Regions from separate parts of the Homo sapiens genome. Here region 2 is linked to region 1. Evidence: read pairs that join two places in POLR2A ChIA-PET (ENCODE). Cell type or tissue: GM12878. All regions are shown on one strand. Each heading gives the region's core, and the rest is flanking DNA. Links, peaks and the distances in the headings are about the cores only.

Evidence for each region. ChIA-PET counts read pairs that join two places held together with the same protein. Peaks named below come from ENCODE experiments on the same cell type or tissue, not always from the same donor. Only the 100,000 strongest peaks of a DNase experiment are listed, where the experiment ranks them.
Region 2: POLR2A ChIA-PET joins it to region 1 with 6 read pairs; 1 of 35 experiments calls an interaction of 5 or more read pairs at or near these places.

Annotation. Positions count from the first base shown.
Region 1 is chr12:110,162,561-110,170,471 of GRCh38, reverse strand. It overlaps IFT81 (intraflagellar transport 81), which reads right to left. Exons shown (of 19, transcript NM_014055.4): 11 at 7,407-7,553. Among named protein-coding and RNA genes, the nearest start is that of IFT81, 42 kb to the right of the region's middle. In GM12878, for the core only: no CTCF peak of the experiment used is centred there; a DNase peak (open chromatin) is centred at 4,671; H3K4me3 peaks cover 769 bases; H3K27ac peaks cover 1,165 bases.
Region 2 is chr12:112,082,835-112,090,745 of GRCh38, reverse strand. It overlaps NAA25 (N-alpha-acetyltransferase 25, NatB auxiliary subunit), which reads left to right. Exons shown (of 24, transcript NM_024953.4): 3 at 1-20; 4 at 2,945-3,063. Among named protein-coding and RNA genes, the nearest start is that of NAA25, 22 kb to the left of the region's middle. In GM12878, for the core only: no CTCF peak of the experiment used is centred there; a DNase peak (open chromatin) is centred at 6,505; H3K27ac peaks cover 321 bases.

The sequences.
Region 1 (7,911 bases), core at 1,874-6,873:
CAAGAGGCACATGTTCTATTCTTCGTCCTTCCAGTAAATGAGAGAAAGTCTTCAAGCTGAGATTGCTGCCTATGAAACAGCAAAAATCACGCCAAAAGAGGTAGCTGAAGGCTACCAGATTAAATGGCAAATTTAAGTTTCTCACCAGGTATTTAAAAAATAATACAGGCATGAACCACAATGCCTGGCATAATCAGATTTTTTAAGATTAAAAAACCTGGCCAGGCACAGTGGCTTACGCCTGTAATCCCAGCACTTTGGGAGGCTAAGGCGGGTGGATCATGAGGTCAGGAGATTGAGACCATCCTGGCTAACATGGTGAAACCCCATCTCTACTAAAAATACAAAAAAATTAGCCGGGCATGGTGGCGGGCACCTGTAGTCCCAGCTACTCGGGAGGCTGAGGCAGGAGAATGGCGTGAACCCGGGAGGCAGAGCTTGCAGTGAGCCAAGATCGCACCACTGCACTCCAGCCTGGGCAACAGAGCAAGACTCCATCTCAAAAAATAAATAAATAAAATAAATAAAGATTAAAAAACCCAACCCAAAATACAGATCCAATGTTCTTCTACTTAGTGCACACATTACTTCAAAAATGTCCCTTATCTGGGCTGGGTGAGGTGGCTCAAGCCTGTGATCCCAGCACTTTGGGAAGCCGAGGTGGGCGGATCACTTGAGGTCAGGAGTTCAAGCCCAGCCTGGCTAACATGGTGAAACTCCGTCTGTACTAAAAATACAAAAATTAGTCGGGCATGGTGGTGGGCACCTGCAATCCCAGCCACCTGGGAGGCTGAGGCATGAGAATCGCTTGAACCCGGGAGGCGGAGGTTGCAGTGGGTTGAGATCATGTCAGTGCACTCCAGCCTGAGTGACAGAGTGAGACTGTCAGGCTGCTCCATTACTGAAGAAAGCTCAAGTGGTAGACATTTTTCTCTGAAGTCAATCAAATATTTCATTCTAATCACCATTCATTGGTCCTAATTTGGCTTTCTCATAAACAAAAAAAATAACACTAATCCATCTGTGTCAGGGGTCCCCAAGACCATCTCTAGATTCAGTGATTCACTGGGAGAACTCAAAGTATACAGTCATACTCTTAGCTATGATTTATTACACTGAATACCAAGCAAAATCGCAGAGGGAAAAGGCACATGGGGTGAAATTTGGAGGAAACCAGGTGCAAACTTCTAAAAGTTGTCTCCCACTGCAGTCACAGAGGGCATAATTAATTCCTCCAGTGATGAGTTATAACAACACGCATGAAATGATCAGGGAGGCTCATTAGAGACTTAGTTCTCAAGGTTTTTACTAGGAGCTGATCATCTAGGCACATTCTGCCTAGCCTGTACCAAAATTCCAGAAAGAAGAAAGAAAGAAAGAGAGAGAGAGAGGAAGGAAGGAAGGAAGGAAGGAAGGAAGGAAGGAAGGAAGGAAGGAAGGAAGGAAGGGAGGAAGGAAAAGAAAGAAAGACAAAGAAAGAGGCAAGCAAGCAGGAGCTCGACATAAAGCACACTCTTCATATACTTTAGGCAAGGTGAGCCATTCTTATCAGTGAATGGCAGGAATCCATCCAAGAACCAAGTTCCCCCAGATGCCAGCCAAGGGCCAACTTTGCAAGCAGACCTTTCTAGGGATAGCAGTCTCAGGCCTGCATGTTAATTTTTTTCTGAACACCATCTTTTCCATAATCCTTTAACTATTTATTATGTCTTTCTTCAGTCTTTTATTCCTCAGTTAATACATAATCAATTCCCACTGTGTCTTTCTCTAGTCTTTTGTTTCAGTTAATACATAATCAATTATTGATATGAAAGTTTCCAGACTTTTTGTCCATTTTAGTCACCCTCATGTGGGACTCTGGCATGATTGTCTCTTAAAACATGAAGTCAAAAATATAAAATAATACTCCAGGCATAATCAGACCATAAACAGGATACTTTTTAAAAAAATTAATGTAGTATAATCGTTTATGCATTTTTTAAAGCTGCGTTAGTAACAGATGATGTGTTGAATTGGCAAACAAAACTTGAATTCTACCACATTATATTTATTATAATCCCATTAATGGCATTTTGTTTAAGCACAGTGCCCCTATCTACCAAGATGATTCTGAATTATAATTCCATCATGTGTTTCAGGTTGACTATTTCTTCCAGCTTTCTGTCATGTGCAAACTATTGATGACTCTACAGCCAGACTGCTAAATCCAACTCCTGGTTCTACTACTTACTAGCAATGGGGTGTCAGGCAAGTCAGCTTAAAACCTCTGCATGTCTCAGATCCTTTATCTGTAAAAACTGGGTATAGTAATTACAGCCAGGCGCAGGCTCACGCCTGTAATCCTAACACTTCAGGAGGCCGAAGTGGGAGGACTGCTTGAGGCCGGGAGTTTAAGACCAGCCTGGGAAACATAGTGAGACCACATCTCTACAAAACAAAACAAAAAAAGAAAATTAGCTGGGCATGGTGGCTCGTGCCTGTAGTCCGAGCTTCTCAGGAGGCTGAGGTAGGAGGATCACTTGAGCCTAGGAGTTTCAGGCTGCAGTAAGCCATGATCACACCACCGCACTCCAGCCTGGGTGACAGAGTGAGATCCTGTCTCTGGGGAAAAAAAAAAAAAAAAAGAAACCTAAATAAAAAAAAATTGTACTTACAGAGTCGTACAATGACAAAAATGAGAATAATGTATATAAGAAGCCTAGTATGATATATGGCACGTTGTAATTGCCTAATTAAAAAATTATTATTTATCTAAAGTATTGATAATAATAAACAAATCAGGATAAAGGGCAAATCTCCATGGCATTTTTTGTGTGTACATTTCCTCAGAGATGACAGCAATCAAAATATTTTGAGACTATCAATTCAACCAGATTTATATTAAGATATACTTAAAATTCAATATAAAAACCTTTGAGATATAAAAACAGTAAAATATTCATTACTATTTATTTTCAGTTATGTTAGCAGGGTGTAATCTCTAAACTAAATGTAGTCATTTAATAGAGTGTAGTTTCTATCATCTTTCAAATACTGGTATGAAGGGAAAGAAATCAAGATTGACTGGATGGGTAGGAAAATGTATCTTTTATCACTGAGAAGATCATTTCAACTGTTCAAGCAATTCCTACTTATGTCAGAACTCTGGCAGATAAGAGAAAAATACATGCCTGTGCTTATTCCTGTGTACTGCCTTACTTTATGAAAATAAAATGTTAAAATGATAAAGTACAATGGGGGGGAAGTACTTCCAGAAACTTCGTCTTTTACTAATAAGGAAAACCAATGAAATACCAATAAAAAGGCCTAGTAAAGAAAAAAATATCTGTAGCATCTGCAATCAGAAGAGCTAAAACTCTTAGACAGTATGTAACATCTGGAACATTAACTTTAATGGCAGTAGGAAGCATCAAAATGTATACTTCACCACCAAACTAAAAACTGCTAATGGACCTCTAAAAAGAAAATGACTAAAGAATATAAATCACTGTATATGTCTAGAACTTGTTACATTTACGCAAATTAACATTATGTTCCTAAATTTTTCCAAGATAAGATCAATCAAATAACTACATATCGACAATCAAGGAATAAAGTTTTACATCCAAACAAATGGCTGTCATATAATTTCTGGCAAATATACACTTCCCAATTAATGATTGTTCACAGTGTAGTCCTCTTTAGAGTCAAATATGATTCCTAAAATTTACCCATTCTAATAGTGCCATCTCCAAGGCACTATAGGAATGGGTAAATTTTAGGAATCATATTTGATGGCAATAAAATATTGCCATTAGGATGGCAATAGTCTCTTACATGCTAACTGTGTAACTTTGGGAAAATTATTTCAATTTCTCTGTTTCTTAAGTTACAAAATGGAGGTAATATTTACTTCAGAGGCTTTCTGAGAGGATGAATTAGGGTATATTGTGAGATAACATAAAATTTACCACTTTTACCATTTTTAAGTATACAGTTCTGTGGCTTTAAGTACATTCATGTTGCTGTTGTATAACCATTACTAAAGCTATATTTTTTAAGTGCTCAAGACTGAGCATGCAGTAACTGCTCAGAGAATGGCAGCTAGAATTATTCTCATTAATGCTATCTTATTCCATTTTAAATTTGTGTAAATTATTTATTCCTAAACAGAAACTATTTCATATTTATTTCCACTAAATTGCTCCCAGTCTGGGAAATACTAGTTTCAACTTTTAAGCTGTGAACTATATTTCTAGCTTTCAAATTCTTCATCCAAGTGATTGACAAAAATATACAAATACTAAGAACTAACACACAGCATTTACTATGTGCCTAGTGCTGTTCTAAGCATGTTCAATTAATCCTCAAAATAATTCTAGGAGTTACATACTACAAACATTCACATTTTACAGCTGAGTATAAAGAGGGTAAGGAACTCGTCCAAGGTCATCCAGCTGGTAAACGGCAAAACCAGGATTTGCACTCAAACAACCAAGTTCTAGAGCCACTCTTAACCACTCCACCATGCTGCCTCTGACACACATAGTTAACATACCACCCATGCAAATGATTACTTTCAGATGCCAGGTGTTATATGTTGACTGAGCCTTTGAGTTTCTCAGAAGCTTTAGCACCTATTATTTCATGTGCCTTTCCTAGAGATAATAAAGAGCAATCAGCCCCATTTTACAGATAGAGAAGCCTCAGGGAGGTCGAGTAATTTCTTCAAGGTCAACAGATCTTAGAGAGGTCCTGGGTCTTAGCTTGGCCACTTACTAGCTGTGTGAAACTGCAATCTCCTCGAGCATCACTCAACTGTGACAGGGAAATGGTAACAACACCTTTTACAAGAAGTAAAAAAGTATCTATTTGCAAAGTACCTGGAACAGAGCTTTGTATAAAAAGTGCTCAATAAATGTGAGTCCCCCTTTCCTCATTTTGCATGTGATTCCTGGCATAGTGTTCTTTCCAAACACCATGCCACTAATTATCAATACCTTCTCACCAACTGTTTAACAGATGGGGGGCAAAGGACATGATTTTTTGGAGATTACTATGTGATATCAAACCAGAAACCTCAGTGAACCATGTGATACTAAATCAGGCACCTCAGTGAATTATACCTCCAGCTGTATTATATAATTTTAAATATAAGAAACTTCTTCTCTTTTGTCCATATGGCCTATCACTTTATCATAGTAGAAAATAAAACTGGTATACCAAGATTTGTTCTTTATAAAATTATGCTTAATGTTCCCCGATACCTTCTGTTCTTTTAGGTAACTGCCAAATACCTTACTTGATTTGTTCTTTTCCGACCAGACATTGTTCAAAAATTAAGTTATCATTTCCAAATGATGACATCTTTTTCCCCTTAAAAAAAAAGACTGCTTTTTTTTTTCCCTGTCATTGGATCCGTCTCCTATTCACCATGATTTCTCAAAAATAAAGGCTAATAACCTGGCACTAGGTTTTTTCCCTCACATTTGCATAGAGGGAACATCTAACACTGAATTGTAAGTACTATTTATGCCAAATACGGCCATAACAATTAGTATTTCCTGTGATTTAGGCAGCATTTTCTTAAGAAAAGATAAAAATGCTAGGAGGTGGCATAGTCTCTTGTAAAGCGAAACTGCTGCATAATTGATCTTTTATTTTTTTCTCTAGACAGCAAAGATGTCATGAAGCATACACTGTTGACTTCCAGATATCATTTAAAACACTCCCATGTCTTAAACCAATTTGGAAGTGGATGTTAAAAGCCAAGGGAATTTTTCAATCACATGTTGACTTCCTGAATCTACTACTTCCCCAGCAAGCTAAAAGGCACATTGGGAGGGTACAACCTGAAGTACCACAGAGAAAAGTGGTACTATGGGAGCAATTCATTTGTTTGGCACAGTGAAGGTTCACTGCCAATTTGTAACAGTATGGATTCAATAACTTTTCAAAGCCAAAAATGAGGTTTGGACAAGAGTAGCTTTCCACGATAGCTTTTGCTGAGATCTAGTAGCTGTTACAAAATTTAAAAGCCTGTAAAAATTGGTAAAGTCCAAGCAATGTTTACAAATTAAAATATGACCTATTGCTTTATTTTGCTAAAAAAGCACTAAACTAAGATATTTGACTTCATTTATTCATTCATTCCTGGGCTAATTTTATGAAAAGAGGATGGAAAATTATATTTTTGGTGCTTGAGTTTAGCCATCTATAAAAAATATTATTTGTCCCACTAATCTTATGAGTCTGACAGAAGGATAAATGAAACAAAAGCTGTTAAAGCATTGTTCAAAATTTAAAGTATATTGCAATGTGAGACACAATTATATTTTTTTAAAGTTGTAAGCTTCTATGATGAGGTCATTTTAATCATGTCAGTCCCACCAGACAAGTATACATTACTGACAAAATAACTTAATGATATTTTCTTAGCCCTTTATGGAAATGCATTTACCAACAAATATAGATTTTTGTATTATCTGTTTGCTACTAACGTTTTTCACTTTTATAATTTAATATTTATAAATAATTAAATCCAATATAAATTCACTTAATTAAGAAGTGAAAATTTGGGGCCGGGTGCAGTGGCTCACACCTGTAATCCCAGCACTCTGGGAGGCCGAGGCGGGCAGATCATGAGGTGAGGAGTTTGAGACCAGCCTGACCAACCTGGTGAAACCCCGTCTCTACTAAAAATACAAAAATTAGCCAGGCCTGGTGACGTCCACCTGTAATCCCAGCTACTCAGGAGGCTGAGGTAGGAGAATCACTTGAACCCAGAAGGCAGAGGTTGCAGGGAGCCAAGATCGCGCCACTGCACTCCAGCCTGGGCGACAGAGCGAGACTCCGTCTCAAAAAAAAAAAAAAAAAAAGTGAAAATTTGGAACATAATATCTCGTAAAATCATTAACATATCTGCCATTTTACATCAAGAAATTCTCAGTATGGCCAGGCGTGGTGGCTCACGCCTGTAATCCCAGCACTTTGGGAGGCCAAGGCAGGCAGATCACCCAAGGTCGGGAGTTCAAGAGCAGCCTGGCCAACATGGTAAAACTCTGTCTCTACTAAAAATACAAAAATTAGCTGGGCATGTTGGCAGGCACCTATAATCCCAGCTATGTGGGAGGCTGAGACAGAAAAATCACTTGAACCTGGTAGGCGGAGGTTGCAGTGAGCAGAGATCCCGCCATTGCACCCCAGCCTGGGTGACAAGAGTGAAATTCCATCTCAAAAAGAAAAAAAAAGAAAAAGAAAAAAATAATCTCAGTATTATTGCAAAAAGACTCTTCAGTTTTAAATATGTTTTATAAAATAAGATTAACGTCCCAATATTAACATTCACACTAAGAAAGTCAAACACACTAATAGTTTCACATAAAAACAATACTCATACCCTTGTCCCATGAGATGGCTCAGCTTACCTCATCTCCCTTTAAAACTTCAGTACCATCAAATTCACGGGTCTGATTTCTCTTTACTGATGCTTCTCTCTCTAGGCTGGCTAACTTCTCCTTGGCCTCCTGAAGTTCCTCAGCTTTGGCTTCTTTTTTACGGGAAATGATAGATGCCTGATTGAGCATTAAATATGAAGGTATAATAAGATATACAATCAACTTTCTATTATCTTGTGAAATTATCTATTTTTTAGATTTTACCAAGTTATATTTTCAATATCAGCTTGGCCTCTCTTAACCAATACTCCTTGCCCTACTACTCATCATCACCAATTATATTGAATATGAACATACAATGTATATTAAATACCAACCTACAAACACTTTGGAAGACAAAGCTCTGAAAATGTAAGACATATCAGCAGAGAAACAAAAATGTGCTAATAAGAAAAATATTAGGCCAGGCATGGTGGCTCAAACCTGTAATCTCAGCACTTTGGGAGGCCGAGGCAGGAGGATCATGAGGTCAGGA
Region 2 (7,911 bases), core at 1,808-6,807, 1.9 Mb before region 1:
TTACCGGGAGATGCACCGACGTATGTTTCTTTCTTTTCATTGTTTTTAAACTTGAGCTGAAAATTTTGGATATTTCTGACTGTTTGCCCTTGTCTGATTTCTCACTCATGATTTGAATGGATACAGTAGGTAGAATAACGCATTAGCCAGGGTTTGCGAGAACTGTAGATAGAAAGGATAGTTTACATGCATTAGGATCCTTGAATTGGAATGAGAATTAAAGTGACTTCATTTGTGATATTTTGATCTGCTAAATGGAGGCTTCACCCTTATTTTCACTTTTTAATATGGAAAATTTCAAGCAGACAAAAATAGAATAGAATAATAAACCCCATTGTTCTCATTATCCACCTTCAGCAATTAACACATGGCCCATTTTATTTTGTTTTTACCCTTTCCCCTGGCAGATTACTTCAGAGCATATCCTAAGTAGTCCATTGTTTCTTCTGAAATAAAGGTTTTTATTGTTAATTTCTTAAATATTTTATTGTGAAATCATACATATTTTTCATAGTACATATTATACAATAATCTTGTTTATGTAACATATAAGTACATTTGATGTGTAATAATGAAAACTCATGAACCTACCACCTAATTTAAGAAATGGAGCGTTGCCAGGCGTAGTGGCTAAAACTTGTAATCCCAGCACTTTGGATGGCCGAGGCTGGCAGATCATTTGAGGTCAGGAGTTAGAGACAGCCCGGCCAACATAGGGAAACCTTGTCTCTACTAAAAATACAAAAATTAACTGGGTGTGGTGGTGCACGCCTGTAATCCCAGCTACTTGGGAAGCTGAGGCAGGAGAATCGAAACTTCCACCTTCTGAGTTCATGCATCCTCTCCTGCCTCGGCTTCCCAGGTAGCTGGGATTACAGGCATGCACCACCATCCCCAGCTAATTTTTGTATTTTTAGTAGAGACGGGTTTCACCATGTTGGCCGGGCTGGTCTCAAACTCCTTACCTCAAGTGATCCACTTGCCTTGGCCTCCCAAAGAGCTGGGATTACAGCCGTGAGCCAAGTGCACCTGGCCTCCTCAATCAATCTTAATTCTCCTTTTACCTACCAAGAGTTACTCGCTATCCTGAATATTTTTTATTCTCTTGCTTCCCTTTAAATGTTTATTACATTTATTTCTCTTAGTAATACATTATTAGTTTTGCTTAATTTTAAACTTTTGTTAGTGCATCTGTACTATGTATATTCTATGACTTGCATTTTTCATCTAATAGCCAAGTGGCTATAGTTAATCCATTTTCACTACCACAAAATATTTCACTGGGTTACATTACAATATCTAGGAGTAGAATTTTCAAGTCATGGGGTAAGTGTATGTTTAGCTTAAAGCAAGATAATGTCAACTTCTTTTATAAATAGAATAGCAGTTTTTGAGTTCTGATTGCTTACATGCTTGTCAACACTTGGTATTCTTTCTCTCTTCATTCATTCAAATAGCTCAGATTGTAACATTTGGTATTTGTAACCTTAATCATTTTTGCCAATTTCTTTTGAGACAGGATTTTGCTGTGTTGTCCAGGCTAGTTTGGACTCTTAGGCTCAAGCAATCCGCCTGCCTCAGCCTCCCAAAGTGCTGGGATTATAGGCACGAGGCACTGTGCTCAGCTTCAATTTTGTTTTTAATTTTTACAAAAGATAAAACCTAAGAGTTGAGGTATTATATCTGAGTATTTACAGATTGTGTTGATTTAGGGATATGGATTCTTCTCCAGTGTTTTAAAAAAAATCATTTACTCCACAAATATTGGTGGCATGTTTCTCTATGACTGGTATTCTATCAGAGTCAAAGATAAAAAATGCACTTTCAGCCGGGCGCAGTGGCTCACGCCTGTAATCCCAGCACTTTGGGAGGCTGAGGTGGGTGGATTACCTGAGGTCGGGAGTTCGAGACTAGCCTGACCAACATGGAGAAACCCCATCTCTACTAAAAATGCAAAATTAGCCGGGTGTGGTGATGCATGCCTGTAATCCCAGTTACTTGGGAGGCTGAGGCAGGAGAATCACTCGAACCCAGGAGGCAGAGGTTTCAGTGAGCCGAGATCGCACCATTGCAATCCAGCCTGGGTAACGAGCAAAACTCTGTCTCCAAAAAAAAAAAAAAAGCACTTTCTGTTGTCATGGCACTCATTGTCTATAAGGGGAAATAGATCACTAGACAGTATACTACATTATGTGTTAATAAATGCTATAGTACAGCCTGGGCAACATGGCGAAACACTGTCTATATAAAAAATAAGCCAGTTGTGGTGGTATGTGCCTGCAGAACAGCTACTTGGGAGGCTGAGGTCGGAGAATTACCTGAGCTTGAAAGGTCGAGGCTGCAGTGAGCCGTGATTGTGCCATTGCACTCCAGCCTGGGCGACAGAGTGAGAACCTATCTCCAAAAAAAAAAAAAAAAAAAAAAAAAACTACAATATACTTACTTATATAAGATTCCAAGATGGCAGAGGGAGGCAGTGGTCAAATTGCAGTGGAGAAGCAGAGATGGTGTTCAGAGAAAGTCTTACAGTTCAGCTTACATTTGAATTGGGTCTTGGCTGATGTTCACTAAGATAAAAGAGAGAAAAGGAGAATTCAGGCAGAGCGAAGAGTTTAGAGGCATAGAGTTATGTATGATACATCCCAGAGAATCTGGTGGAACTACAAATAGTTTGTGGCTACATGATAAAGTGCTGAGGGAAAGAGGAGACAGAGGCCAGATCCTATAAGGTCTTATATGTTGTAAATGCTATGAGAAGGCTTGACCTATTCCATGCTTCATTTAAACACCACCTAACCAAGAGATGAATGATGATTGGATGAGGCAAAGCAGATACTTCTTCTATAATGATAGGAGACATCTATTTCTGCCAAATAGGAAGAACATTAAATGCCATTAGAATGTTCTTGAAGTATAACTTAAATCTTATTTCTCTTTATCTTAGCGGAGTTAGTTACAAAACTTTATGAGGCAGCTGTGAAGAAAGTTCCCAATAGTGAGGAGTATCACTCTCACCTCTTCATGGCCTATGCCAGAGTGGGTGAATACAAGAAAATGCAACAGGTAATTTGATCCCCAAACCTACTGGGCTATGGGATTTACTATTAGAGGCAAAAGTCTCTTTCTTGTGATTTAACTGCACTGGGTATGTGTGTGTGTAGAATTGAATTTATGGATTTTTCTGTGTGGAGGTCAGTCAGTTGTTTTCCTTATGTGTTTAAAGTTGAACTATTATTCAAGATCTTTAAATGTTTTATTTGGAAATAAGTTGATTGTTCTTTTGTGGCCTGATGTTATGTTTTGTTTGGTTTTGGTAATTCAGCTTCAGATTGTCCTACTGCATCAGATTGCTGTTAAATTTTCAGAAAATGAGCAGATATACCAGAGCAAAAAATGAACAACTATGGAAAGAGTAACTTTAAAGTTTACATCTAATTTGTAAATTTAAACTGTTGATAGCCTGCTAAGATTTTTAAGTCCACCAGGGGGAAAATCCTTGTTGCCTGGGATGTTTCTTTTTAAATTTATTTTTTGTTTTTTGTTTTTTGGTTTGAGGCAGCTTATTTGGCAGCTACCATATTGTAGATATTCTTTACATACATCTGAAGGAGCCTCATTTGAACACATTTGAATTAGGTTGCGGGTAAAGCTAACATCTCAGAGAAATATAATCAGCATTATTAATTCCATAAATGGCTCTGATGTTAAGCTAGTATTTTTTTTTTTTTTTTTTTTTGGAGATGGAGTTTTGCTGTTGTTGCCCAGGCTGGAGTGCAATGGTGCGATCTTGGCTCACTGCAACCTCTGCCTCCTGGGTTCAAGCTATTCTGCCTCAGCCTCCTGAGTAGTTGGGATTACATGCTTGCGCCACCACTCCTGGCTAATTTTGTATTTTTAATAGAGACAGGGTTTCTCCATGTTGGTCAGGCTGGTCTCAAACTCCCGACCTCAGGTGATCTGCCCGCCTCGGCCTCTCAAAGTGGTGGGATTACAGGCATGAGCCACCACACCCAGCCCAAGCTAGTACTTTTTTAGAAATGCTTTCTTTGTGGGTATAATATCTTCTGAAGGCAAAATTTTTTGGATTTTTATCTTATTCTTTACATTAAATATCAAGTTATAACAATAGATAATTTGGGCAGGGTGGCAGATACTATATTAATATAAACTCTTTCTTAAAATCAGTCTCTATATTTTAAGTTTATGCAAGTTTTAACATAGGAGAAGTTTTTTTCTTCTTTTTTCTTTTTTGTGATGGAGTCTTGCTCTGTTGCCCAGGCTGGAGTGCAGTGGCACGATCTCGGCTCACTGCAACCTGGCCTCCCAGGTTGAAGCGATTCTCCTGCCTCAGCCTCCCGAGTAGCTGGGATTACAGGTACACACCACCATACCTGGCTAATTTTTGTGTTTTTAGTAGAGGCGAGGTTTTACCATGTTGGCCAGGCTGGTCTCAAATTCCTCACCTCAAGTGATCCACCCACCTTGGGCTCCCAAAATGCTGGGATTACAGATGTGAGCCAGTGCGCCCAGCTGGAGAAATTTTTTGAGGGGTCCCAATGTAATTATTTAATAACATTTTGTTAATTTATTTACTGAAAGGTATTTAGACATTATAATTTTTAAAAATGTAAAATGGTTATGGGTGTGTGTGTGTGTGTGTGTGTGTGTGTGTATATATATATATATATATATATTTTTTTTTTTTTTTTTTTTTTTTTTTTTTTTTTTTTTGAGACAGTCTCACTCTGTCACCCAGGGTGGAATCCAGTGGTATGATCTCGTCTCACTGCAACCTCCACCTCCCGGGTTCAAGCGATTCTTCTGCCTCAGCCTCTCAAGTACTGGGACTACAGGCACATGTCACCACACCCGGCTAATTTTTGTATTTTTAGTAGAGACGGGGTTTCACCATGTTGGCCAGGCTGGTCTCGAACTCCTGACCTCATGATCCGCTCGCCTCTGCCTCCCAAAATGCTGGGATTACAGGCGTGAGCCACTGTGCCCAGCCATAAAATGGGTATATTTTTTAAAATTGGCAATGCTAACATATATACATATAAATCCTTAATATCATTTTTATTTGTAAGATTATGTTTTAAGCAAAGTATATTAAATATTCATTCATAAGGATAGAGTAAAAGAAGTTATAGTTCATCCCTATGGTACATAAAATACATTCCCACATCTCTCCAAATAATACTGGGTGTCTTTATATGGTTGACATATAAAGATGTTCCTAGTATATGTTAATTGAGACAAGCAGGTTGTAAAATGACCTTCTCTTCCCATTCTTCTCATGTTGTCCTCAAAAAAGATATACTTCTTTTCTTTCTTTTTTCTTTTTCTTTTTTTGAGATAGACAGACTCTCTCTGTCACCCAGGCTGGAGTGCTGTGGCGTGATCTCAGCTTACTGCAAACTCTGCCTCCCAGGTTCAAGAGATTCTCCTGCCTCTGCCTCCCGAGTAGCTGGGATTGCAGGTGCCTGCCACCACACTTGGCTAATTTTTTTGTGTGTGTGATATAGTCTTGCTCTGTCGCCCAGGCTGGAGTGCAGTGGTGTGATCTTGGCTCACTGCAACCTCCGCCTCCTGGGTTCAAGCGATTCTCCTGCCTCAGCCTCCTGAATAGCTGGGATTACAGGTGCACACCACCATGCCTAGCTAATTTTTATATTTTTAGTAGAGATGGGGTTTCACCATGTTGGTCAGGCTGGTCTCGAACTCCTCACCTCTTGACCCACCTGCCTCAGCCTCCCAAAGTGCTGGGATTACAGGCGTGAGCCACTGCACCCACCTAATTTTTGTATTTTTAATAGAGATGGGGTTTCACCATGTTGGCCGGGCTGGTCTCGAACTCCTGACCTCGAGTGATCTACCTGCCTCAGCCTCCCAAAATATTGGGATTACAGGCGTGAGCCACTGCACCTGGCTAATTTTTATTTATTTATTTATTTGATATGGAGTCTCGCTCTGTCTCCAGGCTGGAGTGCAGTGGTGTGATCTTGGCTCACTGCAACCTCCACCTCCCAGGTTCAAGAGGAGATCCTCCTGTCTCAGCCTCCCGAGTAGCTGGGACTACAGGCACGCGCCACTAAGCCCAGCTAATTTTTTGTATTTATAGTAGAGATGGGGTTTCACCATGCTGGCCAGGCTGGTCTCGATCTCTTGACCTCATGGTCCGCCCACCTTGGCCTCCCAAAGTGCTGGGATTACAGGCGTGAGCCACTGTGCCCCGCCCACGCCTGGCTAATTTTTATACTGTCATTATTGCTGCTTAAGGAAGTTACAATTTCTTAGCTTAAGTATGTTTATTTTGAGTGTGGAATGTCAGTCTGAGGTAATAGGTATTTCACACATTTAATGTCATGTTTCATATGGATGAAGGTTTTTGTTTGATTTGTTCATTGTTGATTTTCCATTGCCTAGAATAGCATCTGCACAATAATTTGTTAAGCAAATAAATGATTTGTATAAACTCGTGGAGGTAGGAGGGAGGGAAACTTAAGAGCTTCTGCTGCCCCAAATAACATCTCTGGCTGGTGATTTTGAAACCACCATAAATGAAGAGTAGCTAGTTATTCATATGGTGATAAGGCTTTTCTTTTCCTGTAAATGACATTCTCATTCTGAGTCACCAACTTAGATCCATGTTTTTAAACTTGTCTGTCATCAAAAATTTTGTTTCAGCAGATTATCAGAGCCTGCAAGATCATAGGGTATGGACATGAAATTTTTGCCTTGCATTTTATATTAATTCATATTCTAATGTTATATATTTTTATCTCTGTATGTCATTGTAAAAATGTTTTCCCATATTCTCAAGTAAAATGAATTTCCTAACTTTTATTTATTTTTAAGCATTTATTCATTTTTTGTAGAGTTGGGATTTCGCTATGTTTCCCAGGCTGGTCTTGAATTGCTGGGCTCAAGCAGTCCTCCTGCCTTGGCTTCCCAAAGTGCAGGGATTACAGGCATGAGCCACTGTACCCAGCCGGTTTTCTAACTCAAAGACAAAATTATTATTTTTTCTTTTGATTGTAAAATCTTCCCAGGGATCAATGGAATTTCCTAACATTTTTCATTTTATACCTGTGGAGTATACGTACCCCAGTGTTAGAAGCAGGTGCCTCAAGCCATCTTAGACTCTCCTATCCTGTATGTCCTTGTCGTCTCTAGATCATGTTTATTCTGCCGCTGCTGTATCTTTTTTTTTTCTTTGAGATGGGGTTTCACTCTTGTCGCCCAGGCTGGAGTGCAATTCAGCACCAGCTGAATTGCAGTGGTGCAATTCCGGCCCACTGCAACCTCCACCTCCTGGGTTCAAGCGATTCTCCTGCCTCAGCTCCCTGAGCAGCTGAGATTACAGGCACCCACCACCACGCCCAGTTAATTTTCATATTTTTAGTAGAGTTGGGGTTTCACCATTACTTTTATCTTTTACCTTAACTTTATTGGCCAAGTTGGTCTCGAACTCCTGACCTCAGGTGATCTTCCTGCCTTGGCCTCTCAAAGTGTTGGGATTACAGGCGTGAGCCACGGTGCCCAGCCTCTGCTGTATCTTTCCAGGTTTCTTTTCTATTTGATCTACCCCATCCTGGTTTTGTGCCTCATCACCTCACCTTTTCTTTCTTCCTATTTTGTCTCTTCACAGTACTGCTGAGATACTGTTCCTAGAAGAGTATAGATTTATAAATATCACTTCTCTATTCTGTATAGGCTCCTTTTTTAATACCTTACAACAAAAGTACCTTGGTCTACCTTTCAACACTTTTCCTGCTACTCTTAATTGTTTTAGCCAGACATCCTACTTGTTTTATCAGCATACATCCCTTTACTTTCTTGAATGTTTTTTGTTCAGACTCATTTTTCTCCTACTTCGCGTTGATACATTTACCCATTCACCTCAAATAT